Linked DNA regions of Homo sapiens: regions 1, 3, 4, 5, 6 and 7 are each linked to region 2. The links are chromatin contacts, found by Hi-C or POLR2A ChIA-PET in ENCODE. All regions are on one chromosome and are shown on one strand. Each heading gives the region's core, a stretch centred on a gene start or an enhancer-like site at or near the end of the contact. The rest is flanking DNA. Distances are from core to core; before and after follow the strand shown. Region 1 holds the start of PATZ1 (POZ/BTB and AT hook containing zinc finger 1). Region 2 overlaps PISD (phosphatidylserine decarboxylase). Region 3 holds the start of RNF185 (ring finger protein 185). Region 4 holds the start of LINC02558 (long intergenic non-protein coding RNA 2558). Region 5 holds the start of LIMK2 (LIM domain kinase 2). Region 6 overlaps LIMK2 (LIM domain kinase 2). Region 7 holds the start of PIK3IP1 (phosphoinositide-3-kinase interacting protein 1).

What was found. Hi-C counts contacts between places; a loop is a spot of excess contacts on that map. ChIA-PET counts read pairs that join two places held with the same protein, here RNA polymerase II (POLR2A). Pooled maps may share reads with other maps.
Region 1: a loop to region 2 is called in a map of spleen, with 4 times the contacts of the local background. The contact joins the promoter of PATZ1 here to the enhancer-like site in region 2. A Hi-C loop is called at or near these places in 43 of 168 maps with a recorded cell type or tissue (B cell, CD14-positive monocyte, CD4-positive, alpha-beta T cell and 25 more), 37 of 37 single-sample maps with no recorded cell type and 40 of 50 pooled maps. POLR2A ChIA-PET finds 5 or more read pairs at or near these places in 20 of 52 experiments (CD4-positive, alpha-beta T cell, CD4-positive, alpha-beta memory T cell, CD8-positive, alpha-beta T cell and 14 more).
Region 3: a loop to region 2 is called in a map of CD14-positive monocyte, with 12 times the contacts of the local background. The contact joins the promoter of RNF185 here to the enhancer-like site in region 2. A Hi-C loop is called at or near these places in 1 of 168 maps with a recorded cell type or tissue (CD14-positive monocyte), 1 of 37 single-sample maps with no recorded cell type and 8 of 50 pooled maps. POLR2A ChIA-PET finds 5 or more read pairs at or near these places in 1 of 52 experiments (HEK293T).
Region 4: a loop to region 2 is called in a map with no recorded cell type, with 8 times the contacts of the local background. The contact joins the promoter of LINC02558 here to the enhancer-like site in region 2. A Hi-C loop is called at or near these places in 1 of 37 single-sample maps with no recorded cell type and 8 of 50 pooled maps. POLR2A ChIA-PET finds 5 or more read pairs at or near these places in 4 of 52 experiments (GM10248, HCT116, HEK293 and 1 more).
Region 5: a loop to region 2 is called in a map of CD8-positive, alpha-beta T cell, with 13 times the contacts of the local background. The contact joins the promoter of LIMK2 here to the enhancer-like site in region 2. A Hi-C loop is called at or near these places in 2 of 168 maps with a recorded cell type or tissue (CD8-positive, alpha-beta T cell and naive thymus-derived CD4-positive, alpha-beta T cell), 16 of 37 single-sample maps with no recorded cell type and 10 of 50 pooled maps. POLR2A ChIA-PET finds 5 or more read pairs at or near these places in 2 of 52 experiments (GM12878 and activated T-cell).
Region 6: a loop to region 2 is called in a pooled map, with 7 times the contacts of the local background. The contact joins two enhancer-like sites. A Hi-C loop is called at or near these places in 3 of 50 pooled maps. POLR2A ChIA-PET finds 5 or more read pairs at or near these places in 7 of 52 experiments (CD4-positive, alpha-beta T cell, CD4-positive, alpha-beta memory T cell, activated B cell and 4 more).
Region 7: a loop to region 2 is called in a map of OCI-LY7, with 7 times the contacts of the local background. The contact joins the promoter of PIK3IP1 here to the enhancer-like site in region 2. A Hi-C loop is called at or near these places in 4 of 168 maps with a recorded cell type or tissue (CD4-positive, alpha-beta memory T cell, CD8-positive, alpha-beta T cell, OCI-LY7 and 1 more), 20 of 37 single-sample maps with no recorded cell type and 16 of 50 pooled maps. POLR2A ChIA-PET finds 5 or more read pairs at or near these places in 14 of 52 experiments (CD4-positive, alpha-beta T cell, CD4-positive, alpha-beta memory T cell, CD8-positive, alpha-beta T cell and 9 more).

The regions. Positions count from the first base shown.
Region 1 is chr22:31,344,978-31,348,005 of GRCh38, reverse strand. PATZ1 (POZ/BTB and AT hook containing zinc finger 1) reads left to right here and starts at 1,660. Exons shown (of 5, transcript NM_014323.3): 1 at 1,660-3,028. The coding sequence starts at 2,404. It overlaps LINC01521 (long intergenic non-protein coding RNA 1521), which reads right to left and starts at 1,247. Exons shown (of 1, transcript NR_120386.1): 1 at 1-1,247. RefSeq lists silencers at 1,155-1,374, 1,425-1,494, 1,865-2,284, 2,835-2,904.
Region 2 is chr22:31,634,502-31,637,564 of GRCh38, reverse strand. The region is part of intron 3 of PISD (phosphatidylserine decarboxylase); the gene reads left to right. Among named protein-coding and RNA genes, the nearest start is that of MIR7109, 15 kb to the right of the region's middle. Within about 2 kb of position 1,729, at least 8 of the 41 ENCODE cell types and tissues checked have a DNase peak (open chromatin) inside an H3K27ac peak, as active enhancers do; they include dorsolateral prefrontal cortex and spleen, where a contact is called at or near this core.
Region 3 is chr22:31,158,853-31,161,911 of GRCh38, reverse strand. It overlaps RNF185 (ring finger protein 185), which reads right to left and starts at 1,730. Exons shown (of 7, transcript NM_152267.4): 1 at 1,609-1,730. It overlaps MIR3928 (microRNA 3928), which reads left to right and starts at 1,793; the gene lies at 1,793-1,850.
Region 4 is chr22:31,969,354-31,972,284 of GRCh38, reverse strand. LINC02558 (long intergenic non-protein coding RNA 2558) reads right to left here and starts at 1,462. Exons shown (of 5, transcript NR_149128.1): 1 at 1,373-1,462. RefSeq lists enhancers at 2,103-2,212, 2,283-2,332.
Region 5 is chr22:31,210,802-31,213,755 of GRCh38, reverse strand. LIMK2 (LIM domain kinase 2) reads right to left here and starts at 1,458. Exons shown (of 16, transcript NM_005569.4): 1 at 1,332-1,458. The coding sequence starts at 1,347. RefSeq lists enhancers at 1-775, 1,738-1,917 and a silencer at 1,358-1,757.
Region 6 is chr22:31,271,585-31,274,284 of GRCh38, reverse strand. It overlaps LIMK2 (LIM domain kinase 2), which reads right to left. Exons shown (of 16, transcript NM_005569.4): 13 at 1,581-1,755; 14 at 778-833. Among named protein-coding and RNA genes, the nearest start is that of PIK3IP1, 20 kb to the left of the region's middle. Within about 2 kb of position 1,289, at least 9 of the 41 ENCODE cell types and tissues checked have a DNase peak (open chromatin) inside an H3K27ac peak, as active enhancers do.
Region 7 is chr22:31,291,165-31,294,249 of GRCh38, reverse strand. It overlaps PIK3IP1 (phosphoinositide-3-kinase interacting protein 1), which reads left to right and starts at 1,762. Exons shown (of 6, transcript NM_052880.5): 1 at 1,762-1,975; 2 at 2,954-3,070. The coding sequence starts at 1,906. LOC105372997 (a long non-coding RNA gene) reads left to right here. Exons shown (of 4, transcript XR_001755493.3): 3 at 429-520; 4 at 1,098-1,306. RefSeq lists an enhancer at 2,380-2,429 and a silencer at 2,990-3,085.

The DNA of each region.
Region 1 (3,028 bases), core at 411-2,910, 290 kb after region 2:
GGGAGGCACTAGCCTAAGGTGACAGTGAGTCTGGGCTTAGAACACAGATCTCCTGGCTTCGTGTCCAGGGAACTTTCTTCATGCCTCTAATTCATTCTCTCCAACAGGAGTTTGGCATGTACTATGCCCTAGAGCGGAGGTGTGCAGGACAGGTGCTGCTGTCCCTGTGCACAGGTTAAGAAACAGTTTAACTGAATCTCAGGGAGGCCAAGTGACTAAGCACCAGGACACGAAACCAGAAGGCAGAGGTCTCGATTTTGAACTCGGATCATCCGCCAGGGCAACGCCCGGAAGCCTCAGGGCGCGCGTGGCTGGGCGCGAGCTCGGCGCGCAGCGGTGGGAATCCCGAGCGGAGTTGGAAGCCGGGCCCGTTCATTTGCATGCTAATACCCAGAATGCTTTTCCCCCGCACACCGCTTCTCTTAATGGAAGCGCTCAGTTTGGAACCGTGGAAAGTTTGGAACACATACTTCGCTGCCTCTTTGCAACTGTGGGAACTTCCCGCCCGCACACGCGGCGCCTGCAGCCTGGGGCTCCGCGCCAGGCGGCCCAAAGGCAGCCGCCAGCGCTTCCTGGGAAGACAAACCTTGGTGTACAACTCTAGCGTGGTAGCATCCCCGGGCGGGCCGGGGACAAAGCGCCGAGGCCTGGCGGCAGGGCCCATTACCAGAGCACCCGGCGTCTCACAGGGCTGCGGGCGCTGGGGATGCTCCGGGCTTGGAGAGGCCTGAGGGTGTCCCCGACTCCTCCGGCACCCCCACTTCCCTGAGGATTGCTGGGGCTTCCGGGGGTCCCTGCCCCGTCCATCGCCCTCATATTGTCGCCTCCCGGAGCTGGTGACTTCACGCTCCCCGGGGACAAAGCTCGGCGTGCTGTGGTTTGGGGGAGAAGCTGGACGCTGGCTTCATCTCTCCAGCTCTTCCGGGCGCGCAGCCCATCAGATCGATCAATGTACCGGGTGCAGAAGCAGCTCCGGAGGTTCGGCCTGTCTCCGGCCAGGACCCCGGGCCCTCTCTGGTGTTTGAAGCAGGGAGGCGGTCGCAGGCGACTTCTGGGAATTTCACGCATGAAAGCGGGGCTCCGAAGGGTGGACGACGCCCGCTCGACCTGCGAGTGCGCTTCGCAGGCTGGGGGGCCCGGATCCGCACCCCTCAGTTCCTGCCCCCCCACCCTGCTAGCCGCCACTCTCAGCGGGCAGGGGAGGGGCAGTGGGAGCTGGTTTGCTGGCTCGGCGCTTCGTTTGCATTGGTCCGGGGGGGCTGAGACTGCAGCCCCCGGCCCCGCGGGCGGGGTGGGGAGGCGGGGGCCGGACGGGGGCTCAGGCTGCTCTAGCATTGGCGGATCTGGGGAATGGGGAGGGGGGGCAGGAAGCGGGGGGAGCGGACTGCGGGGGGGGGGTGTATAAATAGGGAAGGGGGGACGTGCATCCTCGTCTTGGTGAGGGGGGGGCGCTCGGCACAAAGAAAGTGTAAAGTTTGCAGCGCCAGGCGGCCCGGGCTAGGCATCCGGGCGCGCACGTGCAAGGCCGGGGACGCCGGGGCCCCCACTCTGAGCTCGCCGTTTCTTTTTTTTCTGCAAGCGAGAGGGGGGGTGTTGTTGGTATCGCCCCCTCCTTCTCCTCCCCCCAGGGGTGAAAGTGCAAGAGGAAGTGCAGCCGCTGCCATCTTTCCTCCGCTCCGAACACACGGAGCCCGGGGCCGCACAGCCGCCGCTCCGCCGCCGCCTTCTCCCGGCCTGAGGAAGGGCCTACTCTGCCGCCGCCGCCGCCCGCCCGCTCCAGCCGCCGCCGCCGCCGCCACCGCCCTCCAGGCTCCGGGACCCGGCCCGCGCCACCGCCCCCGTGCGCGCCCCGCCGCCGCCGCCTTCGCCTTCGCCTTTTGTTTCCTCCGCTCCGGCGCCCCCGCCCCGGCTCGCGCTTTGCAGGGGACGCAGCGCGCGCCCCCAGCGGGCCCGGGAAAAGCCGCGGCGCGCGCGCGCGCCTGCGCGGCGGACCCCTCCTTCTCCTCCCCGCGTGCGCGTGCCCTTCTTGGCTGCGCGCCGGCGCCGCCTGGCGGGCGGGAGGGGAGGTGGCAGGCGCGTTTGCAGGAGGGGCGCACCTCTTCGCTCGCGCACCCCCCCGGAAGGTAGACCGGGAAGGGGAGGCGGGCGGGCGGAGAGGAGAGAGTGGCGCGCAGTCCAGCGAGGGCGGGGGTTGGCTATGTGGGGGGTGGTGCACCCCGCAGTCTAGACAGTCTGATCCGGGCTGGGGGCGTGTACACTCGGCGCACCTGCGAGACTACAGAGCCTCGGGCCGGCACGTGTGGGGAGTGTGGACACGTCTGCTGCGCCCCGCTTCTCGCTGCTGAGGGGAAGGGAGGGGGCGGGCAGGTGCAGCGGCCGGGCTAGTGGGAGGGGGCGGCGGCCATGGAGCGGGTGAACGACGCTTCGTGCGGCCCGTCTGGCTGCTACACATACCAGGTGAGCAGACACAGCACGGAGATGCTGCACAACCTGAACCAGCAGCGCAAAAACGGCGGGCGCTTCTGCGACGTGCTCTTGCGGGTAGGCGACGAGAGCTTCCCAGCGCACCGCGCCGTGCTGGCCGCCTGCAGCGAGTACTTTGAGTCGGTGTTCAGCGCCCAGTTGGGCGACGGCGGAGCTGCGGACGGGGGTCCGGCTGATGTAGGGGGCGCGACGGCAGCACCAGGCGGCGGGGCCGGGGGCAGCCGGGAGCTGGAGATGCACACTATCAGCTCCAAGGTATTTGGGGACATTCTGGACTTCGCCTACACTTCCCGCATCGTGGTGCGCTTGGAGAGCTTTCCCGAACTCATGACGGCCGCCAAGTTCCTGCTGATGAGGTCGGTTATCGAGATCTGCCAGGAAGTCATCAAACAGTCCAACGTACAGATCCTGGTACCCCCTGCCCGCGCCGATATAATGCTCTTTCGCCCCCCTGGGACCTCGGACTTGGGCTTCCCTTTGGACATGACCAACGGGGCAGCCTTGGCAGCCAACAGCAATGGCATCGCCGGCAGCATGCAGCCAG
Region 2 (3,063 bases), core at 480-2,979:
TCTCAGGTCTGAACAGAACAGCCCTGTGGCTGCCGCGAGCTGGTGCAGGAGGAAGTACAGAGGAGGGTCCGGTTCAGAGTGGCGTGAGACCAGGGTTAGATGACTGTTGCCAGTTTAGGGCCAGTGAGAGATTTTTAATGGTAAATATGTAACCTCTTTTAAAAAAAAACAAAAACAAACAAAAAACACAACTTTTTCTTTTTTGAGAGAGTCTTGCTCTGTTGCCCAGGCTGGAGTGTAGCGGTGTGATCACAGCTTACTGCAGCCTCAACCTCCCAGGCTCAAGCGATCCTCCCACCTCAGCCTGCTGAGTAGCTGGAATTACTGGCGTGCACCACCATGCCCGGCTAATTTTTCTATATATATATATATATATATATATATATATATATATATATATTTTTTTTTTTTTTTTTTTTTTAATTTATTTATTATTATTTTTTTTTGTAGAGTTTTGCCGTGTTGCCCAGGCAGGTCTCAACCTCCTGGGCTCAAGTGATATAGCTGCCTTGGCCTCCCAAAGTGTTGAAATTATAGGCGTGAGCTACTGCGCCCAACGAATATGTAATCTTTTTAAAAAAAGGGAAAAGGTTGGGCGCGGTGGCTCACACCTGTAATCCCAGCACTTTGGGAGACCGAGATGGGTGGATCACGAGGTCAGGAGTTCAAGACCAGCCTGGCCAACATGGTGAAACCCCGTCTCTACTAAAAATACAAAAATTAGGCTGGGCGTGGTGGCTCATGCCTGTAATCCCAGCACTTTGGGAGGCTGAGGTGGGCAGATCACAAGGTCAGGAGATCGAGACCATCCTGGCTAACACGTTGAAACCCCGTCTCTACTAAAAAAAATACAAAAAATTAGCCGGGCGTGGTGGCGGGCGCCTGTAGTCCCAGCTACTTGGGAGGCTGAGGCAGGAGAATGGTGTGAACCTGGGAGGCAGAGCTTGCAGTGAGCCGAGATCGTGCCACTGCACTCCAGACTGGGAGAGAGAGTGAGACTCCATCTCAAAAACAAAAAAAAACAAAACCCAGAAATTAGCTGGGCGTGGTGGCGGGTGCCTGTAATCCCAGCTACTTGGGAGGCTGAGGCAGGAGAATCGCTTGAACCCGGAAGGTGGTTTTATTGTTTTGAGGCATGGCCCTGGGGGCTTGTGGCAAGGGCTGAGGTGTTTGGGGAGCAGCAGTGCAGGAAAGGCCTTACTCAGCTGGGCTTGCAGGTATGCTCACTCCTGTCTGAGCGCTGCTTCCTTGTTTCTAGCCTCCGTTTAGAATAAAAAAAAAATGTATAGTACAGTATTCCAATTCATCAAAAGGAATAAAGACAGATCAGCCTGTCTGGTCTACCACCATTCAGCCTAAGCATAAGGCAGAACCCTGTGAAGTGGCCTGTGTCCTCCTTCTCTCCCTGTCCCCTTCCTGGAGCCCCATGGGCCTGTGCTCAGCACGCGTCCTGGCGCCGCGGTGTACCTGGTAGTGGGCAGTATCGGACGTGTTCTCCATGTTGGTGAGCGATGTACATGCTGTAGCTTTATTATTCTCATCTATAAATAGGGCCATTCATGCCCTCATAAAGTTGTTAAATAAGAGTGATGTGTATGTAAATACCTGGCCCCATGCTGGCAGGGAGTGGAGCTTTAGTACTATTTTACTTCTTACCTAATAGGTGTGAGTGTGGAAATGGGCAAATAGTCAAGTTGGCAGGGAAGCAGAGCCTCCTGCCTGCCCCAGTGCCACCTGAACTCCTGTAGTGTTCTTATGCCACTGGAACTGGCTGGCAGGGGCCAGCTCTGACCTCAGAGAATTGTGGGCTCACTCTAGGGCAGGAGGAGATCGCAGAGGGCGGAACGGTGGCTCATACAGCCATGCCCCCAGGTGGCCCAGGACCCACCTGGGAGCTACCTCCAATGGCTTTGAGCGGTCAGTGTGTGGACAAGCGGAGGGACCGTGTCTCAAGAATATGTGGAACTCAGCGGGGCATGGTGGCTGACGCCCGTAATCCCAGCACTTTGGGAGGCAGGCAGATCACCTGAGGTCAGGAGTTTGAGATGAGCCTGGCCAACATGGTGAAACCCCATCTCTACTAAAAATACAAAAATTAGCCCAGTGTGGTGGCAGGTACCTGTAGTCCCAGCTACTTGGGAGGCTGAGGCATGAGAATTGCTTGAACCCGGGAGGCAGAGGTTGTGGTGAGCCAAGATCATTCCACTGCACTCCAGCCTGGGGGATAGAGTCAGACTCTGTCTCCAAAAAAAAGACATGGAACTTAAACACAAGGCTAAACTTCTGGGCTGGAAGGAATCGAGGGATGGCCGACTCAAGATACCTGCAGCCCTGCATGAAGCTGTCTGCCAGGAGGCTCTACCTAAAAGCAGTTTTGTTTTGTTTTGTTTTGTTTTTTGAGACGGAGTTTTACTCTTGTTGCCCAGACTGGAGTGCAATGGCACGATCTCAATTCATTGCAACCTCCACCTCCCAGGTTCAAGCGATTCTCATGCCTCAGCCTCCTGAGTAGCTGGGATTACACGTGCGTGCCACCACACCTGAGTAATTTTGTATTTTTAGTAGAGACAGGGTTTCACCATGTTGGCCAGGCTGGTCTTGAACTCTTGACCTCAGGTGATCCGCCCACCTCAGCCTCCCAAAGTGTTGGGATTACAGGCATGAGTCACCGTGCCAGGCCTAAAAGCACTTTTTCTTTTTCTTTTTCTATTTTTTTTTTTTTTTTTTTTTGAGATGGAGTCTTGCTCTGTCACCCAGGCTGAATGCAGTGGCAATCTCAGCTCACTGCAACCTCTGCTTCCTAGGTTCAAGCGATTCTCCCACCTCAGCCTCCCGAGTAGCTGGGATTACAGGCGTGCACCACCACACCTGGCTAATTTTTGTATGTTTAGTAAAGATGGGGTTTCACCATGTTGGCCAGGCTGGTGTTGAACTTCTCACCTCAGGTGATCTGCCCACCTTGACCTCCCAAAGTGCTGGGATTACAGACACTAAGTCACCACGTCTGGCCTAAAGCACTTTTTCTGAATTCCACCCCAGTCTGCCCTTCCTGAGTGCCTGGGC
Region 3 (3,059 bases), core at 481-2,980, 480 kb after region 2:
ATCTCTACTAAATACTCAAAAAAAAAAAAAAAAAAGCTGGAACTTGTCATGTGTGTGAACTGGCAAGTCAAGTCTATAAGAGGACTGTTTTTATATGATGCATGGAAAGCTAGCCAACAGACTGCAAAAATTCTCTCACATCTATACACATATTGCTGAAGAGAGGATTCAAGCAGGGATTATGTTCCAGGGAAGAGAAGGCTGGTCTGAACAACCTCAAGGGGTGCTTTCAACTGAGAGTCCTCAATTTTGTGATTCAGAGTTCACTGGCTTCTCCTGGTCAAACATAAAATCTTCAGAGGCATTTCCAACTTGTTCTTAGAAAAAAGCTACTAACCCATGGGGTGGGACCCAGTTTACTTATTCATTCAATAAACATTTAAGGTGCCTCTATCAGATATTGGGTCATTCCAAAGTCCTTGAAAAGAAGGATGGTGCACAGGACAACCAGGAAGAGATTATGTAAGGTCAGATGCATTGGCCTTATTTACAGGAGATGTAGGCTAAAGTGATGGAAGTGTCAAAAGAGAAGAAAAAAGTCACATTTGCCTTGAGAGCAGAGTCAGCACCAGAAAGATGCAGAACAACTCCTTGGAATCACAGACTTTCAAGTTGGAAAGGACCTTCATCTAATACCTATATACCTCCCTCGAAAGGAGGCACGGAGGCAATCCATTCACTCCATCGGTGGTCACCTCTGACGATTCTTCCATTTAAGTTCTTCTATTAAGCAAAAATCTTGCCTTCCTGTAGAATTCACCTGTTAGTCCTAGTTCTGCCTCTTTTAGCCTAAAGATGAAGTGGAAGCCCTCTTTGCCGTAACAGTATTTTCAATTTTTAAAAAGTTAATTCCCTTCCAGTGCTCTCTTTACTGAGCTAACCATTCCAGTTCTTTCAAAGTTCCTGAACTGGCACCAGCTGCCTCAAAGCGAAGAATGGATATCTAGTGCTCACAGCAGGAAAGCACTTAAAATCAATGAGCTTCAAACATTAGTATATACAGGACCCCCCTACGCATAAGTTCAGATTCTAAACCAGAAGTCTGAATTGAGTCCCGCGCTGTAAAGCCGGCATCTCAGAGAATTACAAAGCAGATGGTGTAAGAACCATATTTTGAAAAACACTGCCCCGTTTTAGAGACGAGAAAACTGAGGCCCAGCACAGGGAAGAGATTTGGCCCAGAACGCACAATTGTCTGTCGGTGGCGAAGTCTCGAATCCAGGTCTCTTACTTTCAGCCCAACTCTGTTCACCGCGCTCCCCGGCCTCTGCTTCTCCACTCAGGGCAAACTCGTGAAATGCACTCCCAGATGATAGAGGCGGTCTCGCACGGGGGATAGAATGGGAATCAGTGCCCATGCCTCGAAAGGAGAGCTTGTGGGAGCCCTTCTCTTTCGCAAGGCCTCAGTTTCCCCAATCTGTATTCATGGGACGCAGAACCACAACGCCAGCTCGTCCTCTTTTCGGGGACAGACACGACCGGTCTTGCTGTCTCTGGGCCCCTGGGCTCAGATGTTCAAGCCCGTGTGTCCTGGGAAGGCGGACCCGGGTCTCCCGCCCCCGTCCCTAAACTTTGGCGCCCCCGCCCCAACCCCAGCCCCTCACATACCTGCCTCCGCACAGTTAACGCCAGCCCAGTCAATCAGTTTTTCGGGTACACGGCCAATACTAACGCCGCGTCAATCTGTTGGGTAAGACCTCCGACCCCTCCTACGCGGACTCCAGTCACATGACGCGGAGCCGCCCCTCTCGGAGGGACTTCCGGCCCCAACCGGAAGAGGTTAATTTCCATGGCTGAAGCTCTAAGGTTCCGCCTGCGGGCAGGAAGCGGAGGAACCTTGGAGCTTCGGCAGCTTTTCAAAGAGCTTTGGGTTCGGGGCTCCTAAAAGAAAAAAACTGATTCCGGCCGGGCGCGGTGGCTCCCACCTGTAATTCCAGCAGTTTGGGAGGCCGCGGCGGATGGATCACTTGAGGTCAGGAGTTCGAGACCAGCCTGGCCAAAATGGTGAAACCCCTCTGTACTCAAAATACAAAAAGTAGCCGGTCGTGGTGGCGCACACCTGTAATCCCAGCTACTCGGGAGGCTGAGGCAGGATAATCGCTTGAACCCGGGAGGCGGAGGTTGCAGTGAGCTGAGATCGCACCACTGCACTCTAGCCTGGGCGTCAGAGTGAGACTCCGTCAAAAAAAAAAAAAAAAAAGAGAGAGAGAAAGAACTAACTCATTCCGGAAAGTACCAGATAAACTTGGAACATCTTGTTACACCAGAATATAAGGATGATGGTAATAAGAATCATGGGAATGTGTCAAAGAACACAGGAGCTGTCTTTAAGGAGATCTTACTGGCCAAGTCAGGGCAATTTCAGAATCAAAATATGGAGTGATAGTAATAGAGTATAACTAATTGAATAAAATAGTAATCCATGAGTCTTTACAAACATAAAGAAGTGAGCATATTAATGGGTGAAGGGAAAGTCTTCCTTTTAGTAGAATGCTAGCTAATAAACATGGTGGAATTAGGAAATCAATAATGTGTGGTAAAACTAGAGAAACGGGATGTTTACAACAGCAAAAGTGTCTCCCATAAATTAGCTATTGATTACAAAGGGAAAATGGTGATGTTACAGAGGTTTAACCTAGCAGAACAAACAGATCAAAGTGATCAAAGTTAACACCACTAGTTAATGGGTCAGATCAAGGGCCTCCTAATAAAATGCACTGAGAACACATCTGTGGTATTTCTGTCAAAAGTGCACCGTACACATCTCATGAGGAAGTGCTAGAGAACCCCAAATGAAGGACACTGTCTACAAAATAACTCATTGTCATGAAAAACAGAGAAAAGCTGAGGAACTGTTCCAGTTTAAAGGAGACTAAAGAAGCATGACAACAAAATGTGGTGTGTGATTCTAAATAGGACCCTGGACTGGGGTAGTGGTGGTGGTGGAATAGTTGTAATGGACAATATTGGGACAAGTAATGAAATTTGAATATGGATTGTGGATTAGCTGTTAATACATATTGTATCAAATCACATACTGATAGGTGATGGAGCTTGTG
Region 4 (2,931 bases), core at 213-2,712, 330 kb before region 2:
TCCACTGCCACTCTTCTGCTCCAGGGACAGCTGTGCTGGCCGAGCGCCACCTCAGGAGCGGGTCAGCATCGTTGTCCCCTCTGCCCCCCAAGGGCCTGGGAGATCCTGAGGGGAAAAAACCAAAGCCCTTTGGCAAGTAACTCTGACCAAAAACAGAAAAAAAACGGCCGGGCACAGTGGCTCACACCTGTAATCCCAGCACTTTGAGAGGCCGAGGCGGGCAGACTCTTGAGGCCAGGAGTTCAAGACCAGCCTGGCCAACATAGTGAAACCTCGCCTCTACTAAAAACACAAAAATTAGCCAGGCGTGGTGGTGAGTGCCTGTAATCCCAGCTACTCAGGAGGCTGAGGCAAGAGAATCATTTGGACTCGGAAGGGAGAGGTTGCAGTGAGCAGAGATCGCACCACTGCACTTCAACCTGGGCAACAGAGCAAGACTCAAAAAAAAAAAAGAGGCCGGGCGCGGTGGCTCACGCCTGTAATCCCAGCACTTTGGAAGGCTGAGGTGAGCGGATCACGAGTTCAGGAGATCGAGACCATGCTGGCTAAGACGGTGAAACCGCGTTTCTACTAAAAATACAAAAAATTAGCCGGGCGTGGTGGCGGGCGCCTGTAGTCCCAGCTACTCGGGAGGCTGAGGCAGGAGAACGGCGTGAACCCGGGAGGCCGAGCTTGCAGTGAGCTGCACTCCAGCCTGGGCGACAGAGCGAGACTCCGTCTAAAAAAAAAAAAAACAAAACAACAGCAACAACAACAACAAGAACAAAAAACAGAAAAAGCAAGGCCTGGGCTCCACATATTTCCTCCCCTCACCATCCTCCATGGACTCTGTTCGCCCTCACAGTGTGCAGGGCTCGGGGACCCAGGTGACAAGGGCCGACCTGCCAGCCGACCACCTGGCAGGAACCGCAATGGTTGGGCGGATACAGTGGCTCTGCCTGTGATCCCGGAGCTTTGGGAGGCCGAGGCGGGAGGATGGCTTGAGCCCAGGATGTCGAAGCTGAGTGAGCCGAGATGACGTCACTGCACTCCAGCCTGGGTGACATAGTGAGGTGACCCCTCTCATAAAAAGAAAAAGAAAAGGAAAGAAAGTGAGAGAAATAGAGAGAGAAGGAAGGAAAAGAAAGAAAGAAAAGACAAGAAAAAAGAGGGAGAAAGGCAAGGGAAAGACAGGAAACGCAGGGACTGACTGAGGGACTGATGGAGGAGGCGTGTGAGCCGGGCTGGGGACGCGACTGACTGATCGGCTGACAGGATGACCAGCTGCACTGGGGTTGCTGAGGGGTGGCAGCGACAGCCAGCCTCTCAGCCTCGGTTTCCGCCTGCCTCCTGCCTCAAGCCAACTCACTGCGTGGCCTACCCCGACACTAACCGGCGCCTGAACCAAAACCCACGGAGCCTGGCGGCCGCGGCTCCCTCAGAGAGTCGCCCTAGACCCTGCGCGGCTCCACAGCGCCACCTCGAGGCTGCGCCTGGAAGGGAGGGGCTGGGGAAGTGGGCGGAGTCAAGGGCGGGGCTACAGGTGGAGCGTCGGCAGGAGCTCCAGCATCCCCTTTCCCGGGACGCCGCTCCTCTTCCCCGCCTCCTTGGCTCTCCCCCGGAGCCTCTTCCTCCTCCCCCGTTCGAGTGGGCAGGTCCCCGCGGGAGCCTGAGTCGCACTGCAGACCTATCCTGTGACCTGAAAGAAACTCCCAGTTCCCCATTAGACCCCCTGGCAGCCTGGGCATCCCGGCGGTTCCAGGGACCCGCTGGGGCGGATGACGGCCGAACCTTTGGGCGCCAGGCTGGCAGTAGACGTGATAGAGGTGAAAACCCCACCACCCTCTTAATCCCCAGAAATGCTACAGGATTCTGGGGGGCCTGAGCGAGCAGCTGAGGACAAGGGCCGATGATATTTGCTTTATTTGTTACTGGGCTTGCTCCCTCCCCCGCATCCCGCTGCTCTTCACACTTGCAAGCTCACCTGACTGCCAGGTGGCCGGTCTGGAGCATGGCGAGCACCTTCGAGCCCCATAGATGGCAGCACAGGCCTAAGAAAAGTCGTACCAGAATGGTGTCTCCCTTCCAAACTCAGGCCGGGAGAGATAGAGCCACTTAGGGGAGAAAACTAATGTCCAGAGTGGCAGAAACATCCTCACATCCCGAAGGGTCTTGAACCCTAACTTCTTGCCCCAGGACAAGAAGACAAGGCAGAGTAAAGAGAGGCTCACAGGGAGAGGCAAGTGACAGTTCAGAACACAGGTGCACCATGCCACGCGACTGTGGGCGTCTCCTCACCTCTCTGAGGCCGTTTCCTGAACTGTAAAATCAGGGACAAGAAGGATACCTGCGTCACGGGATGTTCTGAGATTAACTGAGATGCTGCATGCAAATCACTTAACCACAGGGCATGTGGTAAGTGCTCTAATATATGTAAAGCAACGTTCCACTGCTTTTTGTTTGTTTGTTTTTGAGACACAGTCTCGCTCTGTCACCTAGGCTGGAGTACAGTGGCATGATCATAGCTTACTGCAGCCTCAAACTCCTGGGCACAAGTGATTCTCCCACCTTAGCCTCCTGAGTGGCTGGGACTATAGGTATAGCTATCGAGCCCAGCTAATTTATCTTTTTTTATGTTTTGGAGAGATGGTGTCTTTCTACATTGCCCAGGCTGGTCTGGACCTCCTGGCCTCAAGCAATCCTCCCGCCCTGGCCTGCCAACGTGCTAGGATTACAGGACTGAGCCACCATGCCCTGCTGAGTGTGATGTCTTTTTTACTGTGTCAACTTGGCTAGACTAAAGGCCCCAATTATTCCAACACTAAACTGGATGTTTTGGTGAAGTTGTTTTGTAGATGCGAATAAAGTCCATTATCAGTTGACTTTACATAAAAGGAAGATATCCTGGATAATTTAGGTGGGCTTGATAGACGCAGTTGAAAGGCCTTAAAA
Region 5 (2,954 bases), core at 209-2,708, 420 kb after region 2:
CAAGGTTTTGTTTTTAAGAGATGAAGTCTCGCTATATTGCCCAAGCTGGTCTCAAACTCCTGGACTCAAGCGATCCTCCTGCCCTGCCCTCCCAAAGTGCTGGGATTACAGGCATGAGCCACCACGCCCAGCCTAAAAAAATTTGTTTTAGGCATTTCCACCCCTAGCTCTCTCCAGAAGTCTGTTATCACCAGTGAAGAGAAAATCCCATGCTCCCTTGCTGAGGAAGTGACCCACTGGTAGCCCAGTCCTTGCATTCAAGATGAAGGAAGTGACTGTCCACAGACGGAAAGCCAGGAAGCAGGGGGCAGATAGCCAGCCCCCCTCCACCTCAATACCCTCTTGCCGCCTCTCCAAAGCTTCTGGACGCTGACCCTGGTGGACCCAGAGGTGGGCCACCCACACAGGTGGCTGGGAAACATAGGAGACAGAAGGTTCCTACTGCTGGGGGAAAAGATGGGGAAGGCAGGAAGCTGCAGGGTGGTGTGTGAGGTGGCGGGGAGGTGACTGCAGGTGCAACTAACCCAACTCTGAAGCTACCCTTCACCCTTAGACAACTCTTCCTTCCAGGAGGTGTTTGGCCGAATCCCTCTAGTCTTTAGTCTAGAGAGGCCAAGGGAGCTTCCACAGGAGGACTCAGAACCCCAGGTGGCCTACTTTCGCCACCTGTAGCAGAGATCTTTGGGCCCCAAAAAGAATGGTCCGATCTCTCCTTACCCTTAGTCCTGTCCTAAACCTCAAGGGGCTCCATACTCCCTTATTTTCTGCAAAGAGCTCCCAGCCCCGGGGGACTCCCAGACACCAAGATGCCCGCGAGAAGCCTTGGGTCTTGGCAGGGAAGTCACATCCTCCATTTCCCTCAGAAAACCCAGAACCCGGGGTAACTCTCCTAATTGTCCTGAACCCTAGAGGATCCTGTACTCCTCAAATTCCACAGAGCTTCCACTATAAGAGAACCCCATGCTTTTCAACTTCCTTAAAAAGGGTTAATTTGGGGGTCTGCGGCCGCCAGGTCCCTCCAAAAAGCTGGATTCCTGGCAGACCCAGAATCTCTTCCTCCCCGGGACCTCAACTCGCGGGAAGCCTCCCAACCCGCCTGCCCCTCGGAGCCCTCTGTCTCCAGGATGCCCTGCCTCCCCATTCCCGGAGTCCCACCCTCCAAATGCCTGGGGAGCGCTGTGCCCACCCCGCCTCCCAGCTTTTCTGAGGAGCTCGGACCCACGAGGACCCAACCAGCCCGAAACCCCCGAGAGACAGCCGGTTTCCCTCAGGCGCCATGGAACCGGACTTCGGAGATAACAGCGGGACAGGGCGGAGCAGCCCTTCCTTACCCGCCAGCGCGGACATGGTCCCGGGAGCGCGGAAATGGGGAGGAGGAGGCGGGGGACACAGCAGCTCCCCTCAGTTCCCTACAACTCCCCTCAGCTCCTGCCGCCGCCGCCTCAGGCGCGGGAAGACCACAGCCCCAGGCGCGAACGGGATGCACCGCCTACGGCGCCCTGGGAGGACCAAACCACACCTGGCACAGGGGACTGCCCGCCGACGCCCCGCCCCGCCGCTCTCAGGCCTCGCTCCCGAGACGCGGCCCCGCCCCCTGGCTCTGGCTCGGGCTCTGCAGCGGCCCTGGCGCCCCCTAGTGCGAGCGGCGTCCCCTCGAGGTGCTCCCGCCGGTAAGGTTGATTCTGCGGGGGCCGGAAGTCTCAACACGGATGACAGTCCGCACCCATCTAGTCGCCCTCATTTACAGATAGGGAAAGTTAAGGATCAGAGGCTAAGTTCGACTACATTGAAATGGCTTCGCTCATTAGGAGGAGAGCCGGGATGGGAGCCCAGGCCTGCTAACTGCCAGTTCAGAGCTCTTTCCAGTAGTGTTTGGAATCAGGAATATTACAATGGAGGAGCCAGGTCTATCCCACAAACAGCTTTGAGGATGGACTTTTCTTAGAAGCTTCTAGCTCAGAGAAACCACTTCTCTGCGCCACTATGAGTAAGCTGACAGTAAATAATCTCTAAGTCAAAGACAGTTGGAGGCGACCAACCAGCATTCCAGGAGCAGATCCTCAGCCAGGCCAATTAGGTTTAGCGCAGGACGCTGGAGCTTGTGCGCCGCATTGGAAGACGAGCACTCCCCTGCAGGAACATGGGCCTACCATTCCCAGGTCTTCCAACCTTTCAAAACATGCCAAAAATCCAGATATTTAGGTGAAATTTGCCACTTTTAAAAAATGTTGATAGCATCAAAAAGTTCTTAAAATGCCATGTAGACCAAATGAAACACACCTGGCCACTAGATTTGCCCTGTGGGCTGCCAGTTTACAATCTTCTATGAGGAGGAGGGATTACAGGACTAAGAGTTAGGACAGCTGACTGGGTTATGGCAGCTGCTAGCTGGCTGAGTAGCTTTGAGAACCACTTCCGCTCATTAGGTTTGGAAGGAGATTGGGGTCCTCTGTGTGATTAAGATATTAATACATCATCAGCCAGGCCAGCTGGTCCCTGATGACCCACCCTCCCATCAGATTCTCTCACGCTGGGTCTTTCACAATTGTCATTTCCTTACATCAGATTTAGATCACAGGAAACATGTCCAAATGACCAGAAAGAGGATGGAGCCCAGGGAAATGGATTCTGTCCCCTCCACCCCCACCCCTGACCAAAGACAAAGTTCAACCCAGCTGCCTCTGGTCCCAGCAGTTGGGTAAGCAAAGGCAAAGGCAAAGACAAAGGCGAGCACAATTCTCTTCCTTCCTGCTCTAATTCAAACCGGATGCCGGTCAGATTTTTCTCTTCTGGGTGTGGCAGGTGGCTCACGATGTCCTGAGTGTGCACAAAGTGCTGGGGAGGAGGGCTCTGTCCCATTTCCGTTAATTCCTGGGAACTCTTTTCAGTACTCAGTTTTGTAGTTTCTGAGGAAATCATTATAGTAAACACAAGATTGTGTATTGAATTAAAGT
Region 6 (2,700 bases), core at 40-2,539, 360 kb after region 2:
CTGTCACCTGACTAAACTCCTAAAGGTAGGAATCTTTCCAAGATTCCTCACTCTGTCCACGTGGTACCTGGCACAGGGCTGACACTTCCTAGAGTGGCTACTTCTACTTGAAGGGAACTGAGAAGGGCTACATTTGGCCCAAGAGCTAGCTAGACAGCCACATGAACAGTCTCTTGCCCTTCCTTCTGGAATTCTGAGTCTCATCTGCCCCTTATCGACCATGTGCAAGCCACTGCCCTCTTCCAAGCCTCAGTTTCCTCAACTAAAAAAAAAAAAAAAAAAACCTGGCCGGGCGAGGTAGCTCACGCCTATTAATTCCAGCACTTTTAGAGGCTGAGGCAGGCGGATCACCTGAGGTCCGGAGTTCAAGACCAGCCTGGCCAACATGGTGAAACCCTGTCTCTACTAAAAATACAAAAATTAGCCGGGCATGGTGGTGTGTGCCGGTAGTCCCAGCTACTTGGGAGGCTGAGGCAGGAGAATCACTTGAACCCAGAAGGCAGAGGTTGCAGTGAGCCCAGATTGTGCCACTGCACTCCAGCCTGGGCAACGAAGTGAGGCTCCATCTAAAACAAAAAAACCCTGCCAGTCCTTCTCTTAAGACCAATGAAACACGAACGTGGCAAAGATGTGCAGATGCGTTATAAACCATAAAACCCTACACCCATGTTGATTTTAGTCAAGCTAGTCATCCCTAGGAGGAGATGCCCCAGTTCCGAGGGAAGGCAGAGCTGCTAGGCCTGCTGCCTCGGGCATGGCCTTGGTGCCAGAGCTCACCTCACAGAGAACGATCCCAAAGGAGAAGATATCCACCGTCTCATCATAGCTCTTTCCTTGGGGAACACAGGAGAGCACACTGTTAAGTTTACATCCCTTACCTGCTCTGCACTGGGTCTAGGGTCAATCTAAGCCACAGCTAAGAACTAGGGCTAGAACAGGTTCTGTAGGGACACCCCACAGGCTGTCCTGCGCAGACACCACCTGAAAATAGTCCTTCCTCAGCTGTAGGTGAACTGCCTTGGAGAGCCCTTATAACATAACACTGCCTAGGATGAAACTGCACGTTAAAGTGGAAAAGAACCAGACTAGGGTTCATCTAGCCTCTGCCATTAGGCAGCTGTATGCTCCTAGGCAATTCACTGAACTTCTCTGGGCCTCAGACTCCAAAATGGATTGTATTCAGACCATTTCTGAGGCCTCACAACCCTGATTTCAAGAATCCCAACCAGCATCTCTGGTTGGTTTGAGCATTATCCACCAGAGGGCACCACACTTCAGTTCTCACCATGGAGAGAGAAGGCTAAAGCTGGGACAATAGCCTGAGCTCTTAGCGATCCCTGAGGCACAAATGCCACAGTCAGAACTCACCTTATCCCCCATGATGGGACACTGATCAGTTCCCAGCCCCCTGAGCTCAGGAGCTAAATCGTGAGGCCCCACCTGGCAAGGGAAAAATATCCTCAGCTCTGGGTATCCGGTCCTACGCTTCACAGGCCTCCCCTGGAATTCCCAGGGCTCTGATGCAAGGGCAGCATCTGTCCTCCCTCTGCGGGTGTCCCCTCCAGGGCTTCAGGACTCACCGTTCAGCATCTCAGGGGCCATCCAGTAGGGGTTTCCCACCACCGTGTAGCGCTTCTTGCGGTCGTTCTTGCGCAAGGTGCGTTTCTTGGTGGTGGCCTTCTCCATGGGGGCCCTTTTCCTCTCTTCCACTATGAGCCGTGACAGCCCAAAGTCTGCCACCACCACAGTCTTGTCCTGGTAGGATAAAAGACAGGTCAGGACTTCATGGGGATGTTCTCAAACCTGGCCCTGGGGAGGAAGCATAGGCAAGAGAAGCCACTGAGAAGGGGAGAAAAGGTGTATAGCAAGGGAGAATCAGAGCAGAAAGCTCTATCAAATAGACACACTCAGGCCAGGCACGGTGGCTTCCACCTGTAATCCCAGAACTTTGGGAGGCCAAGGCGGGTGAATCACCTGAGGTCAGGAGTTCAAGACCAGCCTGGCCAACATGGCAAAACCCCGTCTCTACTAAAAATACAAAAAAAAAAAAAAAAAAATTAGCTGGGCGTGGTGGCACACGCCTGTAGTCCTAGCTACTTGGGAGGCTGAAGCAGAAGAATCACTAGAACCCGGGAGGTAGAGGCTGCAGTAAGCCAAGATTGCACCACTGCACTCCAGCCTGGGAAACAGAATGAGACTCCATCTAAAAAACAAAACAAAACAAAACAAAAAAACAGACACACTTGGCATTTGTGTTTCTGAGGGTCTGGTATCTGTGCACAGCAGACTCCCAGCCCACAGTGGGTTCATGGCAGAGCCACTGGAGCCCTGGAGGTGAGGCTCAGGGACTTGGAGAGTGGAACTCAGAGGTGGGACAGGGGGTTGCTTTTGTTTTTCCCTGTCCTGTCTTATTCCTAAAATGATTTCAGGCAGTGGCTAGAACCAGGATAAGACAGAAAAAGGCAAGGTGGAGGCAGTAGATGGGGAGACTTGGGGGAGACAAGCTCTTTGAATAGCTACAGGGCAGTCATGTGGGAAAGGAATGAAGATTGCGTGGTGTGGGTCTAGAGGGCAGAGCCAGGGCCAGCCGGTAGACACCCAGGAAGCCAGATAGCAAGTCAGTAAGACAAACAACATTGTAACCACCACAGCTGAGGGGCAGTGGGAGGAATGCTGGTCTCAAACTGGTCCCTGTAAATT
Region 7 (3,085 bases), core at 513-3,012, 340 kb after region 2:
AAAGTGGCCAGGCATGGTGGCTCACACCTGTAATCCCAGAACTTTGGGAGGCCAAGGTGGGTGGATCACCTGAGGTCAGGAGTTTGAGACCAGCCTGGCCAACATGGTGAAACCCCATCTCTACTAAAAAAATACAAAAAAAAATTTAGCCAGGCGTGGTGGCGCACACCTTTAATCCCAGCTACTTGGGAGGCTGAGGCAGGAGAATTGCTTGAACCTGGGAGGTGGAGGTTGCAGTAAGCCGAGATGGTGCCACTGCACTCCAGCCTGGGAGACAGAGACTCTGTCCCCCCCACCCAAAAAAAAATTAGTTGTTTTCCTCCTTAAATTACAGCCTGCAAGATTGAAACAGAGTTTCCCCATTTCTATTTTGGGATCTGACTGAGTCACAAGGTAGTCTTGACGAATCACTCTGCTCTATCTCTCAGTTTACTGAGGCTGCCTGGGAACTTGAGCTGTCAGCCAAACAGGAAGAAGGGCCCTTCTGCCTACTCCAAAAGGCCTCAGTCAAATGGATATGGTGAGATTTAATGATGGATATAAATTACAGCAAATGGATTTCCTATAGGGTGAGGGAAAAAAAAAAAAGCAAACATTTTACTTAAATTCCTCTATACAATTTAGGGCTGGCAGAAAGGGTAGACTATTACAATGTAGCTGAGCAAATTTTTCCATGTTTGCATAACATGTGTTTTCAACTAAAGATACTCCTTCTATAGTCCTACTATATACAACACCCCAAAAAACCTCAAATGTAAGAAAAAGCAATGTGACAGATTTGACCCTGGCCAAGTTACACTGTTTTTTTTTTTTTTTTTTTTTTTTTTTTTTTTTAAGTGTCAGTGTTCATAAAGGCCCTTTTTCTTTTTCAAGGATGGGTATAAAGTGTTACTCGGCCGAACGCGGTGGCTCACACCTGTAATTCCAACACTTTGGGAGGCCGAGGCAGGTGGATTACGAGGTCAGGAGTTCAAGACCAGTCTGGCCAACACAGTGAAACCCCCGTCTCTATTAAAAATACAAAAAATTAGCTGGGTTGTGGTGGTGTGCCCCTGTCACAAGGTAGTCTTGACGAATCACTCTGCTCTCTCTCTCAGTTTACTGAGGCTGCCTGGGAGCTGTCAGCCAAACAGGAAGAAGGGCCCTTCTGCCTAACTCCAAAAGGCCTAAGTCAAATGGATATGGTGAGATTTAATGATGGATATAAATTACAGCAAATGGATTTCCTATAGAGTGAGGGAAAAAAAAAATCCAGCTACTCCGGAGACTGAGGCAGAATTGCGAGAACCCGGCAGGTGGTTGCAGTGAGCCGAGATTGTGCCATTGCACTCCAGCCCGGGCGACAGTGTGAAACTCTGTCTCAAAAAGAAAAGAAAAGAAAAAAAAAAAAACTATTACTCCACTCCCCACCAGAAACTCTTATTTTTTCCCCCCTATGTGGTCATGAATTCCTCCTGGGTGCATAGCTCCCTAAGTTGTTCTGTGTTTTAGTGCTTATAATTTCCCACATCCCATGATGCCCCTTGATAGAATTATTTTTTCTGTACTCACACAAATGGAAACAGAAGAGATGAAAAACCCTGGGGATGCGGCCTCGCAGGTCTCAAACTGATCGGCTGCTAAGCACAACCTGCATATCTCTTGGCTGAGTTCCTTTCTTGGCTCAGTTAGATTTTGCATGACCTAGGAGGCTTAGGACCCAGGGGGCGCCTTTCAGCTGAAAAACAGCTCGCGCTGCAGCAAGCTAGCTGGGAAGCTCCCAGTTCTAAAGAGAGGCTGTTTACCAGAACAGCATAACAAGGGCAGGTCTGACTGCAAGGCTGGGACTGGGAGGCAGAGCCGCCGCCAAGGGGGCCTCGGTTAAACACTGGTCGTTCAATCACCTGCAAGACGAAGGAGGCAAGGATGCTGTTGGCCTGGGTACAAGCATTCCTCGTCAGCAACATGCTCCTAGCAGAAGCCTATGGATCTGGAGGTGAGATTACAATCTTTCCTTTCCGCAGCAACTTCATGAAACAGAAGGGGTAAAGCCCCCTATTTCCCAAACAGGGCCAGGATGACAGGAAACGAAGCGTTTAGCCGGTTTCTGTTGTCCCGTGAAAGCTTTTCCACCCCTCCTTTCCTTGTCAGGGGCTTGCAGCTCCATCTTTGCCATTAAGAACAAAGGCAAGAAGCCACTTTCTCTCTGCCTTTCCTTGCTCATGAGTGGATGGAGCTTGGGGGTTCATCTCCCCTACTCCCCAAGTCCTGTTCTTTCTAAGCCCTTTGCATGGTGTGGTCCTCCTTCCCCAGCCTCCTTCTGTGGTTCTCCTGCAGAGGGGAGTGGGAGCTTGGAGTCTCATCCAGTCAGCGATGAGGCCGGTTTCCTCCGTTTGAGGCTGTCTTGAATCTTTTGCCTGACGGAGTCAAGGCTCCTGGAGAATTCTCCTGGGAGGGAGTATTTGCCTTTTAAACGGGCAGAAGGTGGCCGTATCCGTGAAGGAGGAAACACCGGAGTTTATGTAACGTGGCCATTACAACACAGGGACAAATGTCACGTCTGGGCGCCCCCCGTCCCAAAACTCCCAGCTCCTCAAAGGGACCCTAAGCCAGGCCTCCTCCTCTCCATCTCCTCCTCCAAAGTGGTCACAAGTTCAAGAGTAACAACGCTTTGCACTTCTGCAGCGCTTTCCAGGTTTCAAAAATAAATAAAACCTAACAGTCTCTGAGCGTTGACTGGGGGACAGGCACAGGCTGGGGGCTTCACACCCTGAGGTGTGCGTGGAGTTGGGGGGGGGGGGTGCGTGGGGCGTGGGGGTGTTGCCACGAGAGGAGAGGGAGGCCCAGCAGGGCCCGGGGTCCCCTAACCAGGCTGAGGTTCAGCCCGGGTGGTCCCGGCTCCCCTGTCCGCCACGCTGGGCGTCTTCCGTTCGCTGCCCGCTATTCTGTGTCCGGGGGCTTCTTTTCCTCACAGGCTGTTTCTGGGACAACGGCCACCTGTACCGGGAGGACCAGACCTCCCCCGCGCCGGGCCTCCGCTGCCTCAACTGGCTGGACGCGCAGAGCGGGCTGGCCTCGGCCCCCGTGTCGGGTAAGTGTCCTCCGG